Linked DNA regions of Homo sapiens: region 1 is linked to region 2. Evidence: chromatin loops called from intact Hi-C (ENCODE). Cell type or tissue: HepG2. All regions are shown on one strand. Links, peaks and the distances in the headings refer to the core of each region. The heading gives the core; the rest is flanking DNA.

What was found. Hi-C counts contacts between places; a loop is a spot of excess contacts. Peaks named below come from ENCODE experiments on the same cell type or tissue, not always from the same donor. Only the 100,000 strongest peaks of a DNase experiment are listed, where the experiment ranks them.
Region 1: a loop joins it to region 2, with 4 times the contacts of the local background. A loop is called at or near these places in 3 of 110 quality-filtered maps.

Annotation. Positions count from the first base shown.
Region 1 is chr22:19,817,553-19,825,945 of GRCh38, reverse strand. It overlaps GNB1L (G protein subunit beta 1 like), which reads left to right. Exons shown (of 8, transcript NM_053004.3): 3 at 4,571-4,718; 4 at 5,223-5,348. The coding sequence starts at 4,591. Among named protein-coding and RNA genes, the nearest start is that of GNB1L, 33 kb to the left of the region's middle. RefSeq lists an enhancer at 2,010-2,524. In HepG2, for the core only: CTCF peaks have their summits at 4,986 (motif pointing left) and 7,426; DNase peaks (open chromatin) are centred at 1,475 and 1,965; H3K4me3 peaks cover 412 bases.
Region 2 is chr22:19,888,661-19,897,053 of GRCh38, reverse strand. It overlaps TXNRD2 (thioredoxin reductase 2), which reads left to right. Exons shown (of 18, transcript NM_006440.5): 11 at 1,473-1,647. Among named protein-coding and RNA genes, the nearest start is that of RTL10, 38 kb to the right of the region's middle. RefSeq lists enhancers at 209-847, 4,464-4,972, 4,973-5,480, 5,481-5,989, 5,990-6,498 and silencers at 3,959-4,163, 4,330-4,739. In HepG2, for the core only: no CTCF peak of the experiment used is centred there; DNase peaks (open chromatin) are centred at 4,663 and 5,303.

The DNA of each region.
Region 1 (8,393 bases), core at 163-8,162, 71 kb after region 2:
TGTTCTGCTGTCCAGGCTGGAGTGCCGTGGTGTGATTGTGGCTCACTGTAGCCTGGAACTCTTGGGCTCAAATGATTCTCCCACCTCAGCCTCCTGAGTAGCTGGACTTACAGGCACCCACCACCATGCCCAGCTAATTTATTTATTTTTTTTGTAGAGATGGGGGTCTGACTATGTTGCCCTGGCTGGTCTTGAACTTCTGGACTCCAGCAATCCTCCTGCCTTGGCCTCCCAAAGTGCAGGGATTACAGGCCTGAGCCACTGTGCCTGGCTGTGTTTAAAAAAATTTTTTAAAGATAGTTATTTATTTTATTTAATTTATTTGAGATGCGGTCTTGCTCTGTCCCCCAGGCTGGAGTGCAGTGGCGCGATCATGGCTCACTGCAGCCTTGACCTCCTGGGCTCAAGCTATCCTCCCACCTCAGCCTCCTGAGTAGCTGGGACCACAGGCATACACCACCACACCTGGCTAATTTATTTTTATTTTTTGTAAAGGCAAGGTCTCCCTATGTTGCCCAGGCTGGTCTTGAACTCCTGGGCTCAAGCAATCCTCCCACCTCGGCCTCCCAAAGTGCTGAGATTATAGGCATGAGCCACCATGCCTGGCCTTCTAAGAAACTTTTATCAACATCTTTAGTTGTTTTTTGGGAGAGGGCCACCCAGGGTGTCCGTCCTGGTGTAAAGGGGTGCTGACCTAGTCTTCAGTCTTGCTGATTATGGGCTGGAGCTTCCTCGGGGGATGCTGGAGCTAGTTCCATGCCCTTGTGTGAGATATGCAGTGGGGCAGAGGGTCCTGTTTGAGGCACTCCCAGCGGCCTGTGCGGCCTGTCCTTGTGCTGTCACATGCCCAATGGGACAGGGAGGACCTGGTGGGCTGGGGTGGGCAGGGGTGGTGCCAGTGGCCTCTCTGGGTGGTGGCTCCCCACGTTGGCTCACTTCGTGGTACTCTTTGCTGATTTCCACAAAAGGGCTAGGGGACTGAGCACAGGGCTGTGCAGCCCGAGGGCAGGGCGGGGGCCCAGGCTGAGCTGAGGCCTGTCTGGCATGAACCCCCAGGAGCCCAAGAATGTCTTGGGTAGGGACCTGTGGTGTTTGGGCTCCAGCCACTGCCGCAGCCCTGCTTCATCTGTAGGGAGGAAGGCCCTGCAGGTGTGGGTGGGTTTGCGCCAGCAGGACATTTGCAGGCCTGCCCCTGCCTCCCTTGAGTGGGGTGTCTGTGGACCTCTCTGCCAGTTGCACCTACCCGCTGGTCCCCACACCCAGAGGAGCGCTCTGGACCCCTCTTGGGAGAGCCCTGGGGCCTGCCGAGCTGCCTCCGCGGTGGTGCATTGCAGGCAGATGCTGTTGTCGTCCATTTGTTCCCTGGGGCTTTCAGGGGTGTTTGTGGCTTCTCTGGAAGGGCTGTTAGAGTTGCACAAATTGTGTCAGACTGCCTTTCATTTTTCAAAGAATGTGGCTCACTTTGACACCTGGAAGAGCAGGCAGAAGCCAAAGTTGTGCTCTGTGGATTAAGTTTCCTGTTCCTTTGCCTCCGGGAGGACAGGGCCGGGGCTGGGCCGGGGCCACCGCAAGGACAGCTGGGCGCACACGGGCCTTGCGCAAGGGCGGCCTTTGCTCCACAGCCTGGGGCCAGGCAAGATAGGGGAATGTGATGATTCTCAATTAGATTAATAAAGAATAATTAGATGTCATAAATCAAGCAATCCTAGGATATTGTCATGGGAAAAATATGTAGCTAGAATTAATTAGTTTTCAAATAAAGCATTTATTTTAATTACTTGAAATGATGGAGCCCTTAATTGCCGATGCATCATTTTGGCCTGTGCATTTTGGTTGTTGTAACAACGTGACGGGTTTGTTCCCTGCAGTTCTGGGGAAACAATAGAGGAGAACTTGATTTCATCACCTGAGAATGAGCCTTCTGCTGGTGAGGTTCTGGAAACTCCCGCCAGGCCCCAGGCAGGTGGCATGTGGGGGCCGGGCTTCGGCTGGCACCGCCCAAGGCCGCCGTGCTGTCTGTGTGTGTGCTTCTCTGTGCTGTGTGTGCACATACGTGAGTGCCTGTGCCTGAGTGTCTGAGTCTGCGTGTGTGTATGTGTATGTAGGTATGAGTGTGTGCCTGTGTGTGTGCATGTGTGTGTGTGCACATATGGGTGTGTGAACATGTATGTGTAGGCATGTGTCCTATGTGTGGGTTTTGCATGTGTCTGTGTGCACCATGTGCATGTGTGTGTATGTGTGAGCATAGCGTGTGTCTAATGTGTGTTCGTGCCTGGACTGCACAGGGGAGCCTGTGTAGAGGTGACCTGTCAGGCTCTGCTTCCTGGACTGGAGTCATGGGAGGGACCCTCCATCCTGGACTCGGTGCTTTCCTGCTAGGTGGAGGTGCTTTTGCCGGGTCTGCATTCTTTGGCTCCTCTTGGAGCTGGGCCCTGCCTTCCTGTCCCCCTGGCTAGCTTGCCTTTCTTACCTGGCAGGCATAGCACAAACAGGCAGTGGCTTCTGAGAACTGTCCTCCAAGCCAGCCCGCTGAGGGCAGCTGTTCCAGCCCCCGGCCTGGCTGCGTCTTCAGGAGTCTTGGAGTCTTCCCCATCACAGGCTGGAGCAGGGGCCGTGGGTCTTGGGAGCAGTGTGGGGTCTGGTCCCTCTGCCTCCCCTGGAAGCCACCCTTAAGTTTGGGCATGATCAGTTGGCTTTCAGCCAAAGGTGAGAGAGGACGAAACCTCTCTCATCCCCCTCAAAAAAGAAAAGGAAAAATGGGACTTGGCAGTTAGTAAAGGATATCCCAGGGAACTCCGCATTGTCTTCGGAACCCCTTGAGAGAGGCAGGGTTGGGAGGTAGAGTGGCTGCCCGAGGTCTCTCGCCAGGCAGGGTGGACCTGCGCCCTGGAGTCACTGCCCGGCCCCTCCCAGGCCTCCTGCCCTCCCCCATGCCGCCCGCTTGGGCACTGGCTGCTGTCCACCCTCCACTCTGCAGGACACCTTGGCAGGGGCATTTCTCAGGTGTTTTGAACCTTTGCCCCAGCTCTGAATAGAGTAAGGAGAGGGCTGGCGTGTATTCAGAAGGGGAGAGGCAGGGCTTGGCGGTGGCAGTGCTGCTGAAGGGGCACCCTGGACAGCTGCCTCCAGACATCCACAGCACTCCTGCCTCTGAACCTGCACCCCCATCCGCCTACCACCCAGCCCCTTCTGAAGAGTCCTTCCCATCTCCCCTGCCCTGGTCCTTTACTGGCCCCAGTCCCTCTGCTGGCTGTGGCTGCCGTGGGCCATCCTCCCTGCCTTGTGTGCAGGCTGCAGGTGGCTGGGCCGGGGCCTGCCCCACTGTCCCAGAGCCCAGTGGGAAAGGCCCCCTGTGACAGGCTGCCCCAGCCACCCAGTGGTCTGCTCCTGGCCTTTCCCTCTGAGCCCTTAGCCCAGCTCAGGGTCTGCAGGCAGACAGACATGGAGCTGGTCGCTTCTGGCTCCAGGGCCACCCCACAGAGCAGCCAGCTGTGGGGCTGAGGTGGAGTGCGAGGCCCTGTGGGTCTGAGTGGTTGGAAGGGCTCGGCACGGACCCGGGAAGCCTCTCTGGGTGGGTGGTGGCCCGGCAGTCTTCCCCCACAGGCCCAGTGGTCTGGGGAACAGCTGCTCATCTGTGACCGCAGCTCTCCTAAGGAGCCGCACGGCGACTCTGCCCCAGCCACTCTGCCCTTCAGTGGTGCCATGAGGCCCTAGAGTACTTCAGGCCTCAGCGCCAGGGGCCTGGTGCAGCTCAGTGACTATTCTCTGCCTCGGTTTCCCCAAGAGTGAAAAGGGTGCTGCCGCCTTATAGGGTGGTGATAGCGGTTAGAAATTGTGGCGGGGCAGGCCTGGGGCCCAGCAGATGTGAGAGGAAGGCTCCTCCTAGCAGCCCCCCGGGACCCTGTGTGCCTCTTTTCCCCTGATCCCTGAGCTGGCCATGGGCAGAGGTGGCAGCAGGGAGGAGAGAAGAAGGGAGACTGGATTTGCCAGCAGGGAGGGAGGGTGGCTCCCAAGAGAGACACTGGAGTGAGCCCTGGACAGAGGGCGGGACTCAGCCAAGCCCAGTGGCAGGACCGGCAGTCCCGGCATGCAGATGGCCAGAGTGGGAAAGCACTGGTGTGGCCCCTGGGATCTGGGGAGCCAGAGGGCACAGCCAGTGGTGGACAGGAAGCCCTGGAGGCCAGAGTGGCCGAGGAAGTGTTGGATGCCGCTGTGCCCACTCAGGGATGGCTCAGGTGGGGCCCAAGCGGGTGCACCAGTCAGGTGCAGAGGCCAACAGGCACGGTGCGAGGAGGGCTGGCATCCATGGGGCTCCCAGTTCCCCCAGCAGTGGGGGAAGGGTGAGCTCTGTGCTCTCTGCTGGGCTCACCGCCGTGCAGGGAACTGGTGCCTCTGTAGCCACAGGCCGTTCATCAGTGTCTGGGGAGCAGTGGCACCTCTCTCCCAGGAGGGGCACAGGGCCAGAGACAATGAGCAGGGGCAACATCTCAAGCACCCCTGTGCCTGAGCAGCCTTCCTAGAGGGTGAGAATAGGGACGCAGTCACTCACACGCCCTCCCTTGGTGCCCAGGTAACTGCATCCTGCCCAGCATGACGGCCCCCTGCCCGCCGCCACCTCCAGACCCCCAGTTTGTCCTCCGAGGCACCCAGTCACCGGTGCATGCGCTGCACTTCTGCGAAGGAGCCCAGGCTCAGGGGCGCCCGCTCCTCTTCTCAGGGTGAGTAGCTGTGGCCCCAGCCCCAGGCCACCCAGGGCCAAGTCAGGAGGTCGTGAGCTAGCAAGGAGCCCAGCGCTTGTTTGAGGGTGCTGGCCAAGGGGCATGGACTGCTCGCCACCCAGGCTTGCTGAGCTTTCAGCACCCACCAGCAGACACACTGTCCCTTGGGGGAGGCAGGGACACACACACACACTCTTTGTTACAGACGCAGGAGCAGGCACGACCACCCAGCGTGCATTACTGTGGCATGGCTCCCCCTACCTCCAGAGAAGCAGATCTGCCTGAGTTACCCCTAGAGGCTCCTGAGGGTCCCCCGGTCCCCTCTCTGGAAGAGGAGCAAGGAGTGCTTTGCCAGTTTGGCCCTTAGTTCATATTTAGAGCTGTTGGCTTTTCAGCTCAACCAGCCTAGATGCCCGCATCCCACAATGTGGCCTCCAGGCTGGCCCCAGAGCATTCAGCACACCCTTCTGCCCCCTGACACCCTGCTCGGCTTGTCTGAAACAGGTCTCAGAGTGGCCTGGTACACATCTGGAGCCTGCAGACGCGGAGAGCGGTTACCACCCTGGATGGCCACGGCGGCCAGTGTGTGACCTGGCTGCAGACGCTGCCCCAGGGGCGCCAGCTCCTCAGGTGGGTCTCCAAGGTGCAGGAGCCAGGTATGGCCTTCGGGGGAGTCAGGAACTCTCTGATGGAGGCTCTGGTGTCCCCCACTGAGGGGCAGAATGGGGTGGGGGAACCAGAAGGGGCCAGCAAAGGGTCCGCAGCAAGGGCAGGGTGTGCAGGTCCAGCCCCTTGTCACAGGGAGGCAGGCAGGTCTGCCTCTGCATCTCCACCATCTCCACTGGACCCTTCATGCTCCAAGCTGGAGCCAGGAGGTGCCAGGTGAGGAGGCCAGAGCTCCAGGGCTGGTGACATCTGAGGTGAGCCCAGGCGCAAGTTGGTGGGAGGGCCTTCACAAGGGCACTGGGTCGTGGCTTGGGAAACTGGGCAGGGGTGAGGGCATTTGCTGAGAGGAGGGGAATGGGATGAAGTACAGGCTCAGGGATGCAGGCAGTGGTCCCAAGGAGGGCCTCCCTGCCCACTGCCCATCCTGCCTGGGCCGTGTGCCATGAGCATGGCAGGTCACACACGGTGCCGGTGGAGGCCCTAGGAGCTGGGTGTTCCGGCAGCTGAGCCCTGGCCGTGTGTGTCCCTTCACTAGGTTATGACAATGCACCTGACTCTTCCCAAGAGGACCCAGCCCCTGATGTTGTGCCACATACGGCTATGTGGCTGGCAAGATGGTGGCTGAGTGGCCAGGGGCGGGGCGCAGGGCTTGGGTGTATAGTGCTGTCCCACAGCAGTGTGCTTCTGCGTTTCTGAAGTGGGCGTGGTAGTGAGGGCCATCTCCCCACCTGGTCCCCCCTGCAGTGTCTCCTGTGGTTTCTACCCCTGCAGTCTCCTCCCTCAGGGCCCCGAGCTCACGTGTGTGTTCTGTACCCTACGCATCACTTGGGGATTACTTGTCCAGACTGTACCCCAGCAGGAAGGGTCCACAGAGGTGGCCTGTCCCCATTGGTATTCAGACCCCACTGTTCTAGCCTGTGCTTAGCACAAGGGCAGGTTTCTGGGTGCCCCCATGGTTCATGAGGCCTTAGCCCATCCCGAGACAGTGTGACCCTACCCTCCGTGACTGCTGTGCTGTCTGGCCAGGTGCCTGCTGGGAAGAGCCTAGTGAACGTATGGCGATGGCTGTGTCCCCATTGCAGTGTCAGCCTGTGCCTTCAGCAGAGCTCGCCCTGGCCAGGGGTCCGCATTGAGCCCAGGCCCCTCCTCAGATGAGCTTCTGCCTCTATCCCATGGGCCCAGGTCCCAGTCACCACAGCCCCTCTACAACTTGGCCTCCTGTGGCTGTCGCACCATCCTCCTGCATGGGTGGCAGAGCCTCATCCTGAGGTTACCCAGCTCACAGGGCCCTGCTTCACACGCTGGTGCAGCTGCTGGGTAAGCAGGAGGTGGCGGAGGAATAAGAGGGCCTGGCAGTCCTGGTGGGGGAGACCCCACGTGCTGCGGCCCTGGAGGGCCTGCCTCTGAGTGTGGTGAAGGACAGTGGGGCTGGGTGCTGGGCAGCTGGCAGCAGAGCAGGGAGGGGCAGCCCCCGAGGGTTAGCCCAGGGCTGGGTTCTGACATCGCCCCCGTGGTCTTGTGGAGGTGATGGGGCTGAGACACCAGGCCGGAGGTAGGCCAGGAAGCAGCAGACAGGGGCAGGTGCGTGAGGGGCTTCTCTGTTTCCCATGGGGAGTGGGAGGGACAGGGCATGGTGGGACAGGGAAGGCCTGCAGGGGGCTGACAACAAGTCCTCCTTTGGGCTGCCTGGATGCTGGAGCAGGCTATTGTCCTTGATCAGAGTGACATCTGCCCCTGTGTGGGGATCGCTGCCACCAGCCCAGGAATCCTGAGCACGGGCCTGCTGCTGTCCTGGGATTTGCCTTGCGTCATATTCAGGGAACTCCGTGCCATCACCATCACAGCCCAGAACTCCAGAAGGACAGGCCTGTTCTCCTGCTCTGGACTCGGTGCCTGGTTCATGGCACTGTGGAGTATAGTCCCTGGAGAATGAGGCCTGTCTGGCCCCCACCAGTCTGCAAAACATGTCTGTGCTAGACTCACGCGGTGCCTACCACCTGGGAGATGGCTGCAGGTGACGAAGGCACCAGGGTTGTCCTGAAGAGCAGAGGCCCTGAGCCTGTGTGCTTGCAGAGCCCCGTGTGGTCATGCCTGCATCCTGGCCAAGCCGACCCAGATCCCTCACCACTGGTGCAGGGGGCCTCAGAGTGGGTTTGGTCTTTGATTGTCAGAGTAGACTTCATTTCTAGAACCCCACCAGGCCATGTGCATCAGGAGCTGCTGTTTGTAAGTGTCCTCCTGAGTTTTCAGCCACAATGTAGCCCTTGGTGGTCCCTTGCGTAGGTGCCTTGTGGTATCAGGCTGTCCTGCAGACAGGAGCTGTGCCAGGCCTGGTGGGCGGTCTGGGAGCTGACGTTCGAGGGCACCTCCCCTTCCTGCTGGGATGGTGCTGTAGTGGCTGCTTCCCAGGCAGAGCCAGCCACGGGTCAGGGGGTCTGTGGACAGAAACTGCAGGTGTGGAGTGCCAGGTGCGTCTGCACTGTACTAGAGCCTGTGGGCCGCCACCCGGCCTGTGCTCAGCTGTGTTTGGAAGCCAAGTCTCTCCAAGTGGCCCTTGAAGGAAGTGATGGCTTTCATGTTGATGGGAGGTGGGAGGACGCCCTCAGCCTCCCGCATGCCAAGGACACACCTGTGCCTTCGACAGCCACCTCGGCAGGGTGTTTTTTAATCTTTTTTCTTGTGAAGTATAATGTACTCACAGAAGAGTGCAAGACAAGTGTTCAGAGCATTGTATTACGGCTGAGTGAGCACCTGAGCAACCACCTTCCAGTCAAGAAGTAGAGCGCAGGGCCCCCGAGCCTCTGAATCCCTGAGCTGCTGCCACCTGCTCTCCCTGGAGATAGCCCCTCATGCCCCAGGAGGTAGCCCCTCACGCCTCATTTTTGCTATATTTATGAATGTATGTCTCTGAAAAGCATAGACTATTTTGTCTGCTTTTTTCTTTGGAAGCGTGGAGACATAAGGAGCAGCATCTGTGTGTGACTTCTCTCACTCAACTTTATCTCCGTG
Region 2 (8,393 bases), core at 136-8,135:
GTGAGCTGGCAGTGGACGGAGGAGGAAAGGGGCCTGCAGAATGGGGGCCGTGCCCAGGCAAGGAGGATGCACAGTCTAGGCAGCCAGGCTGAGGGGCGAGGGACCCTGTGTCCTGGACAGGCTCCATGGTTCTCCCTCAGAGCCTGGGATGGCCATGCCCTCCAGGCCTCTGGAGGGGTGCAGGAGTGATGAACAGCCTGTGCGGCAGCCCCTCTGCAGCACAGCCAGCCCTGCCCGGCGGGCCAGACTCCCACACACGCCATCTAGAGCCAGCTGGCACACCCGCACAGGTGTCAGAGGATGTTAGCAGTGACTGTTTTTCTCCTCTTGAAACCAGAAGCTGTGGCCAGCTTCACTGCTGGTCCGTGCAAGTCCCCATTGTCCTGGGAACAGGGCCCCCATCTGTAGCTGGACTTGGGGCGCACAGGCCTCCTGGGCCGGGAGGGAGAAGCAGGACTCTCTCTGTCCCTGATCTGGACCTGAGCCTGCTGTGCCTACATTTCTAGGCGGGAGCAGAGTCTCCTACCTACCCTCCTGGCTCCTGGATGGCAGAGGGGCATGTTGGCCACATGTGGAGGGGTGGGCCAGGAGCAGGGGCCATCTTGTTGGACCAGGGCACAGCTCCTGGGGGAAGGCACGCTTCTCTGCCATTGGTTTTAGTGAAGACTAAGTTTTTTGTTTTTGTTTTTTAAAGAAATGTGTAGATGTACCAGGATTTGGTTGTTTTTCTTTTTTTTCTTTCTTTTTTTTTGGTTTGAGACAGAGTCTCACTCTGTCACCCAGGCTGGAGTGCAGTGGCACAATCTCGGCTCACTGCAAGCTCCACCTCCCGGGTTCACGCCATTCTCCTGCCTCAGCCTCCCAGTTAGCTGGAACTACAGGTACCTGCCACCACGCCTGGCTAATTTTTTGTGTTTTTTAGTAGAGACAGTGTTTCACCGTGTTAGCCAGGATGATCTCTATCTCCTGACCTCGTGATCCGCCCGCCTCAGCTTCTCAAAGTGCTGGGATCACAGGTGTGAGCCATCGCACCCGGCCTTGCTTATTTTTTCTTTTAGAGATAGAGTCTCACTCTGTCGCCCAGGCTGGAGTGCAGTGGTGTGATCACAGTTCATTGCAGCCTCAAACTCCTGGGCTTGAGGGATTCTCCCACTTCAGCCTCCCAAAAGGTTGGGATTACAGGTGTGACCGTATCTGGCTGATGAAGACTTAGTTAATTAGCATCTAGAGAGGAGCCCACAGGCTGAGTGAATCCTGACCATAGGGCCCAGGGTTGAGGACTTGGAGCCAGGACAGGGGCTAGACACTCCACAGAGAGCAAGAGGACGTAGAGCAGGGGGCAGGGTGTCTCACCCCGTCTTCCGCACAGACCCCTCTCCGCCCTTCATTGAGGCCTTCGAGAGCAGGGCAGGGCCAGAGCCTCTCTCCCACGGCCACCTGGTCTTCATGGCCTGTCTTCTTGTGCTTTGCAGCAAATGTCCTCCATGGTCATAGAGCACATGGCATCTCATGGCACCCGGTTCCTGAGGGGCTGTGCCCCCTCGCGGGTCAGGAGGCTCCCTGATGGCCAGCTGCAGGTCACCTGGGAGGACAGCACCACCGGCAAGGAGGACACGGGCACCTTTGACACCGTCCTGTGGGCCATAGGTAAGGGCACGTCGAGCCACACGCTCTGTCTCTGGTCTCCCCGAGGTGCATGGAGAATCTTTGCCCCACTTCCTGTCACCTCCCAGGGCTCCCCCATCCTGCTGGCTGCCAGGCGGGTTGGCCGCTCCCCAGTGCACCTCGAGAGCAACCGTGAAGGCCTGTGGGGCGGCACTCACACTAGGCTGTGCCCATCTTGCCATCCCCAGCACCTTGCATCTCTGCGTGTCTCCCCACCACCGTGGGACATGCTGGAAAAAACCAGAGAAGAGACTGAGACGGCATCAGCCAGGTGTCCTCATCGAGGATCAACTAGGCAATCATCCTCGCCTTCCCTGGCCCTTGAGCAATTGCTTATTAAGGTTTCAGCACATAAATCCTACTTGTCACCTTCCAGGTTTAAGTCTTGGTATGTTTCTTTTCTTTTTTTTTTTTTTTTTGAGATGGAGTCTCGCTCTGTCGCCCAGGCTGGAGTGCAGTGGCAACCTCCGCCTCCCGGGTTCAAGCGATTCTCCTGCCTCAGCCTCCTGGGTAGCTGGGGCTACAGGCGCCCACCACTACACCTGACTAATTTTTGTATTTTTAGTAGAGACGGGGTTTCACCATGTAGGCCAGGATGGTCTCAATCTCCTGACCTTGTGATCCACCTGCCTTGGCCTCCCAAAGTACTGAGATTACAGGTGTGAGCCACCGCACCTGGCCAGTATGTATTTTTTCTTTAGCATATTAAATGTTTTGCTGCTTCAGGCTTTCCAGCTAGGTTTTTTTCTTTTTTTGCGTGTGAAACAGGGTCTCTCTCTGTTGCCTAGGAGGAGTGTGGTGGTGTGATCATAGCTCACTGCAGCCTCCACCTCCCAGGCTCAATCAATCTTCCCATCTCAGCCTTCTAAGTGCTGGGATTACAGGTTTGAGCTACTGTGCCCAGCCAAGCTAGTTTGTTGTTTTTAACATAAAAATGATATGGATTTGAAAGTTTTAAAAATTATGGTGACATACACATAACATCAAATTCATCATCTTAAGCATTTTAAAGTATATAGTTCAGTGGTGTTAAGTACGTTCATATTGTACAAGCAGCATGACCATCCATCTCTAGAACTTTTCCATTATCTCCAAACTGAGCTCTGTCCCCATTAAACACTCACTCCCTGCTGCCCGGGCACTCACCCTTCACTGTGTGTCTCTATGGATCTGACTCCTCGAGGGACTTCATGTAAGTAGAATCATGCAGTGTTTGTCCTTTTGTGACTGGCTCATTTCTCTTAGCACAATGTTTTCAGGGTGCATCCATGTTGCAGCATTTGTTAGAGTTAGCATTTGTGTAGCATGTGCCAGCATTTCCTTCCTGTTGAAGGCTGAGTTGTATGTGTGTCCATTATCTGTCAGTGGACACTTAGGTTGCTTCCGTCTTTTGGCTGTTGTGGATCATGCTGCTGTGAACATGGGTGTGCACAAGCCGCCTGTTTTCAGCACATAAAAATGACACAGAGTTTTTAAAGTTCTGTCCAGCCTTCTCGTGGCTTTCAGTGTTTCCCAGTGGGTCCCTTTGGGCCTGGCAGGTCATCACATGCCAGGAGTGGCATTTTGCAGGCCTTTCCAGAAGTCACATTTCGAAGGCTTCCAAAGACATCACCCTTCCAGTGCTGGGCAGAGGCCTGGGCGTTTCCCGGCCAGGCGTGGGCTGGCTACAACTTGCTGGGCACAGTCTGGTCTCACCTTCTTGCTCTCTGTCAGGTGTAGGTCCGGTTTTGCATGGGGCAGTGGCCGAGCAGGTGTGGGGAGTGTGGACACAGCCAGGGGATACCTGTGCCCAGGCCTGGGCCGGGGCTGTCTGACGGGACTGGCAAGGGGCAGCTGGAGCCAACAGGGATCGCCCAGACACTGCTCTGTCCCAGGCCTGCTGCAGAGGAGGCCATTGCAGATGGGCCGCCGCAAGGAGGGCTGCGGGTCCTCGTCAGGGTGGGTGGCGGCACACACAGCATGCCTGCTCAGATGTCCTACCCACCTCGGTGCCTGGCCGTCTAGTTTAGGCTCCTAGTTTTCCCAATCACCCTGTCAACTTGCATGTTGAAGGCGGGAGCAACCTAGTCAGTGTTGTTAGTTCTCCGAGGCCTTTCTGTGCTGAGCCTGGTCCGTTGTCCCCTGCGAGAGCCCAAGATCAGAGCCAGGGTCCCTCTCAGATCACCTGCCTCCACCTCCATCAGCTAACCGGGCTTGCGTGGGGCTGGCCAGGGGTCAGTGTCTCCTGGGGGAGGGCTCCCAGAGGCACAAGCTGTGTCATAGGGTGATGCACTTCTGAAGCAGTCACTCGGAATGGGAAATCAGAAAGGAAACCAGCCTGGAGCGGCTGAGGCTTCACTTTTGTGCAGTGGACACAAGCGCAGAGGTGATGACCGGGGAGGACCTGAGATGCCTGAGCGCACGCAGGGCTCTTGGCCCGGAGGTGATCAGTCAGCAAGAGCAATGTTCTCAGCCACGTTGTAAAAGTAGATTTTAAGTAAGTTTATTATGATAAACACTACGAAGGATTAGGTAACATTTTGGACTCTGGAGTGTACTGATGGTTCTCATCCTAAACTCCACTTTATTTTTCTTTCAAAATTTATCCTCCTACTGTCATTCCCAAATAAACTCCACTCTAAAGGGGAGGTGGCGAGTTTCTCCCTCCCACCGCGCCCTAGCCCTCCTCCTCTGTCTGCTGACACCTCCGTTCACCCACAGCATAAGGGAGCTGTTGCCATTGAACCGAGGGGCAGCCCTCGACCAAGCCCATAGGGATGTAGCAGACCAATGGGCCGGGGGCTGTGTCCCCGGAAAGCCGGGGCGTCAGCCTGGCAGGCAACAAGCGAGGCCCCTCCCTACTCAGCAGAGCTGCCGTGGCCTGCACGCCCATCCTCCCTTGCTAGGAGTCTGTTTTATTTTTTTGTACTTTCAAAATGAGCATCCCCCAGACAGTCTGCCTGGCATGATTGATGCTGGGGGTGGAAGCTTTTCACAGTCCTTGGCCTCTGACCCTGCTTCCCGAGGGCGGCGCGGCTTCTGCGCGCCTGCTGGGGGCCGCTCGGGCATGTGCTGACTTCGCTGCTGCTCAGAGCCAGGTTTTGTAAACATTCAGGAGCCACTTCCCAGGTCAGCAACTGCGAGCGTTTTCTGCTGGTTTGTACGATAAGCCTTTAACCAAGCTTTATTTCTACTTGCAATAAAGGATGATCCACTCTGGGAGGTTAAAATAAAGCGCCCTAGGGGCGGCACAGCTGGCAATGCCAACATCTCCGACTCTGCTTCCTGTACCGGGTGTGCACTACGTCCGCACAAGCTGGGCTCCGACAGGAAGGGGGGATGCCTCCGTGCCCGGTGCACACACACACAGAAGGGGCCCAGGTGCTGCACAGAGCTCCCGTGTGGGGCCGAGTGCTGGCCCTGCCCGTTGCCCGTGTGCCTGGCGCCTGGCCGCAGCTGGCGAGGACCATGGACATTGGCATTGCGAAGTGGGCCCTGCAGTCTGGAAGCAGAGGAGGACCAGAGCCCCTTCCTCGACGCAGCCTTGATCTCCACGTGGTGGATTAAACATATTAGCAGTTAAAGCAGTTAATTGCTGTGCAGGGGGCCCCCGCTCATTGTTTGTCTCTGAATCACCCGCCCACACCAGGTGTCTCAGATAATAGACTGGGAACTTCAGTGAGGAGGATTTCCTGTCTGCAGATGTGCCGATTACAGCGCTGAGTGAAGACAGTCAGCCAGCACTGCTGCGGGCTCGAATTCGCCCGCTGAGTTAACCAGTTGTGGCCTGAATCCCTGGCTGTCTAGGGGAGCAGGGCCAGGCTGGGGCATCCTGAGCAAACGCCTCCCAGTGCAGGGGCTTCTAAGTGCAGTTAAGTTTAGATTTGGTTTTAAAGAAGGGACAGACTGCCTCTGGACTGCAGCCCTGAAAAACTGGAAGTTGAGATCTTCATGTGCCCCTTTGGCGTCCCCAGCCCCTCTGGATGGTTCTCTGTCCCTCTCTTGAGGGTGAGATGCTGAAGGCTCTGGCGTATCCCTCCCTGCACCACAGGAGTCCTGCCCATGGCCAGAAGAGCCAGCAGACACAGGAGGGGACTCGCTAAACCTGGGGGTCCCACAGCCAGGCAGCTGTTGTGCCTGAGTGCCAGGGAGGGTGGCCACAGGTCTGCCTGGGGCCTTGTGATATGGCAGGTGAGACGAGACCCAGGGAAGGAATCCGTCTGGATCTTACCCCAGCCACTGAAGCTATTTCCTCTTTGGGCTTTATCTTAGATAACTCAGAGATGTCCACCTGTGTGTAAACCAGCATCAGAGCCTGAAACACAACATGCATGGAGCATGGGAGCTTGGCTTCCCGGCTTCCTCTTGGCACCACACAGAGGCCACCCCCACAGCCTGCCCCTGTATAGTCTCCCCCACGTGGCACGTGTGCCTGGACCACAGCCAGAGAGACTGGGGTGCCCAGGAGATGATGATGGGGGCTGGCGGTGCCCAGGAGGGGAGCTGTTGCCAGGGTGGGCTGCAGCCCTGGGCTCCTCTCTCCACCCAGGCACTGTTTGCTGGCATGTACACGGCAGGCAACTGTCTTTGCTCAGCTGTGCTCGGCTGATGGCTCCCGTACACCGCAGACTCAGCTACACAAGTCCCTGCGGATTGTCCCTCTGTTGAGTGCCAGGCAGCAGGAAAGGGCAGAAAGCAAGAACCAAGCTGGGGATGGGTGGGAGCATCCTAAGCCTGGTGAGAGGGAAGGGGCGGCTCCTCCTGGATGCCCTCTGTGCTGGTGTGGGTGCAGCTGGGGCTTAGGGGCCGCGGTGGGTGTGGATGCTGCCCGGGCGAGGGGGCTGCGGTGGGCCCATCAGGACTGCTCTCAGGGATGCGCCTTGCTGCAGCTGCGTGAAACCAAGTTTGTGGCTATGCTCTTCCCGGTGGGGATGGGCCCAGCAGTGACCCTGGCATCCACATGCCTCCATGCTCTCAGGGTGGAGTGGCCATCCCTGAGCAGGTGACACGGATCGGAGGCCCCTCTTTGATAGTCTAACACCTTTTTATTTTAGTGCAAATTTAGTTTGTAATTAATGACATCAAGAGAGACCCAAATCTGCCTCCATTGTGAGTTTGATATTTTTTGAAGTGGGGCCAAGATGAACATTCATGGAGCTCTTCCTATGAGCGGTGGCTGCGGCCTTCCCCTCCACACCACGTGGCCCCGGGCGTGCGCTGCTGCTCCTGAGACAGCACTGTTGGCTCAGCCCTAGCTCATGGTGGTGCTAACACCTCACAGAGGCCAGGCCAGAGTAGCAGGAGGCAGCGCCCTGTGCTTACCCACCAGCCTGGTGCCCCACGCTTGGCTTGAGGGCTAGTTCACACTTATGTCCAGAGCCCACAGCTATCTGACAGGCCAGCCGGCACCTGCATACATGGTTGTCCAACTGGGTCTTGTTACCATGACAAATTCAGTACTTAATGATTAGAACTGAGTGGAAACCAATTAAAAAAAAAAGAACAACATGGTGAAAAGTCTTCTAGAGATAGGTCAGCACCATTTATGCATATTACCATGCACCCTCTAATGTCTGCAGGTGCCCTGGGGCAGCCAACCTGTTACAATTGCAATTATGTTAACAATTGTTAAAGGGCCGGGTGAGGTGGCTCATGCCTGTAATCCCAACACTTTGGAATGCCAAGGTGGGAGGATCATTTGAGCCCAGGAGTTCAAGACCAGCCTGAGCAACAGAGTGAAACCTCTTTTCAAATAATTAATAATAATAATAATAATAATAATTGTTTTTTGTTTGTTTTTGAGACGGTGTCTAGCTCTGTTGCCCAGGTTGGAGTGCAGGAGCGCGATCTGGCTCACCGCAACCTCCACCTCCCGAATTCAAGCGATTCTCCTGCCTCAGCCTTCCAAGTAGCTGGGATTACAGGCACCCGCCACCGCGCCCAGCTAATTTTTGTATTTTTAGTAGAGACAGGGTTTCACTGTGTTAGCCAGGCTGGTCTCGAACTCCTGACGTCATGATCCGCCCGCCTCAGCCTCCCAAAGTGTTGGGATTACAGGCGTGAGCCACTGCACCCGGTCTAATAATAACTGTTAAAGCAATAATGACCACTCGCCACAGAGCACGCTCCTTCCTGGGGGTCCTCTGGGCCTGAGCTGGGGGCTGCGCCGTACTCCAAGGCTGACTGTGGGGTCTTACACATCATAATGCACATAGGCAGCTTGAGTAGGAAAGGCCCTTATGCTGCCTGAGGGGAAGCTCACCCCCACCCCCCAAGGAGCCGCCCTGGGTATGAGACATCCCTGGAACGGCCTAGGGGTCCCTGGTGGCTGCTGGCAGTCACAGCAAGTGGCCAATCAGGTCCCATTGAGGCCCAGGGGCTCACTCATTTATTCAACTAACATGGCGTCTCGATGGGACCTGAGGCCAGCAGGGCAGGTGCGTCCCCTTCCCCCTGGTGGGCTCATAGCTGCGGGTAGGGGCCCGGGGCTCATTGAGAAGGTGCGATTCCAGAAAAAAAAAAAAAAAGAAGATAAATATTTTAAAATAATAAGCTTCAAGAATCTAAGTCCAGTTCCAAAGGCATACGCTCCTCTGTGCCTGGTCCAAGGTGCCTCACTGGGGCAAGTGGCAGGCCAGGCCCCGTGAGGGTGGCTGGCTCTGGGGGCCACATGCCTCATGAGACAGTCGCCAGGTGGCCCACAGGGCCTGTGTGTGAAGCCGTGCCCGCCTCGCATCGCCCACCGGCCC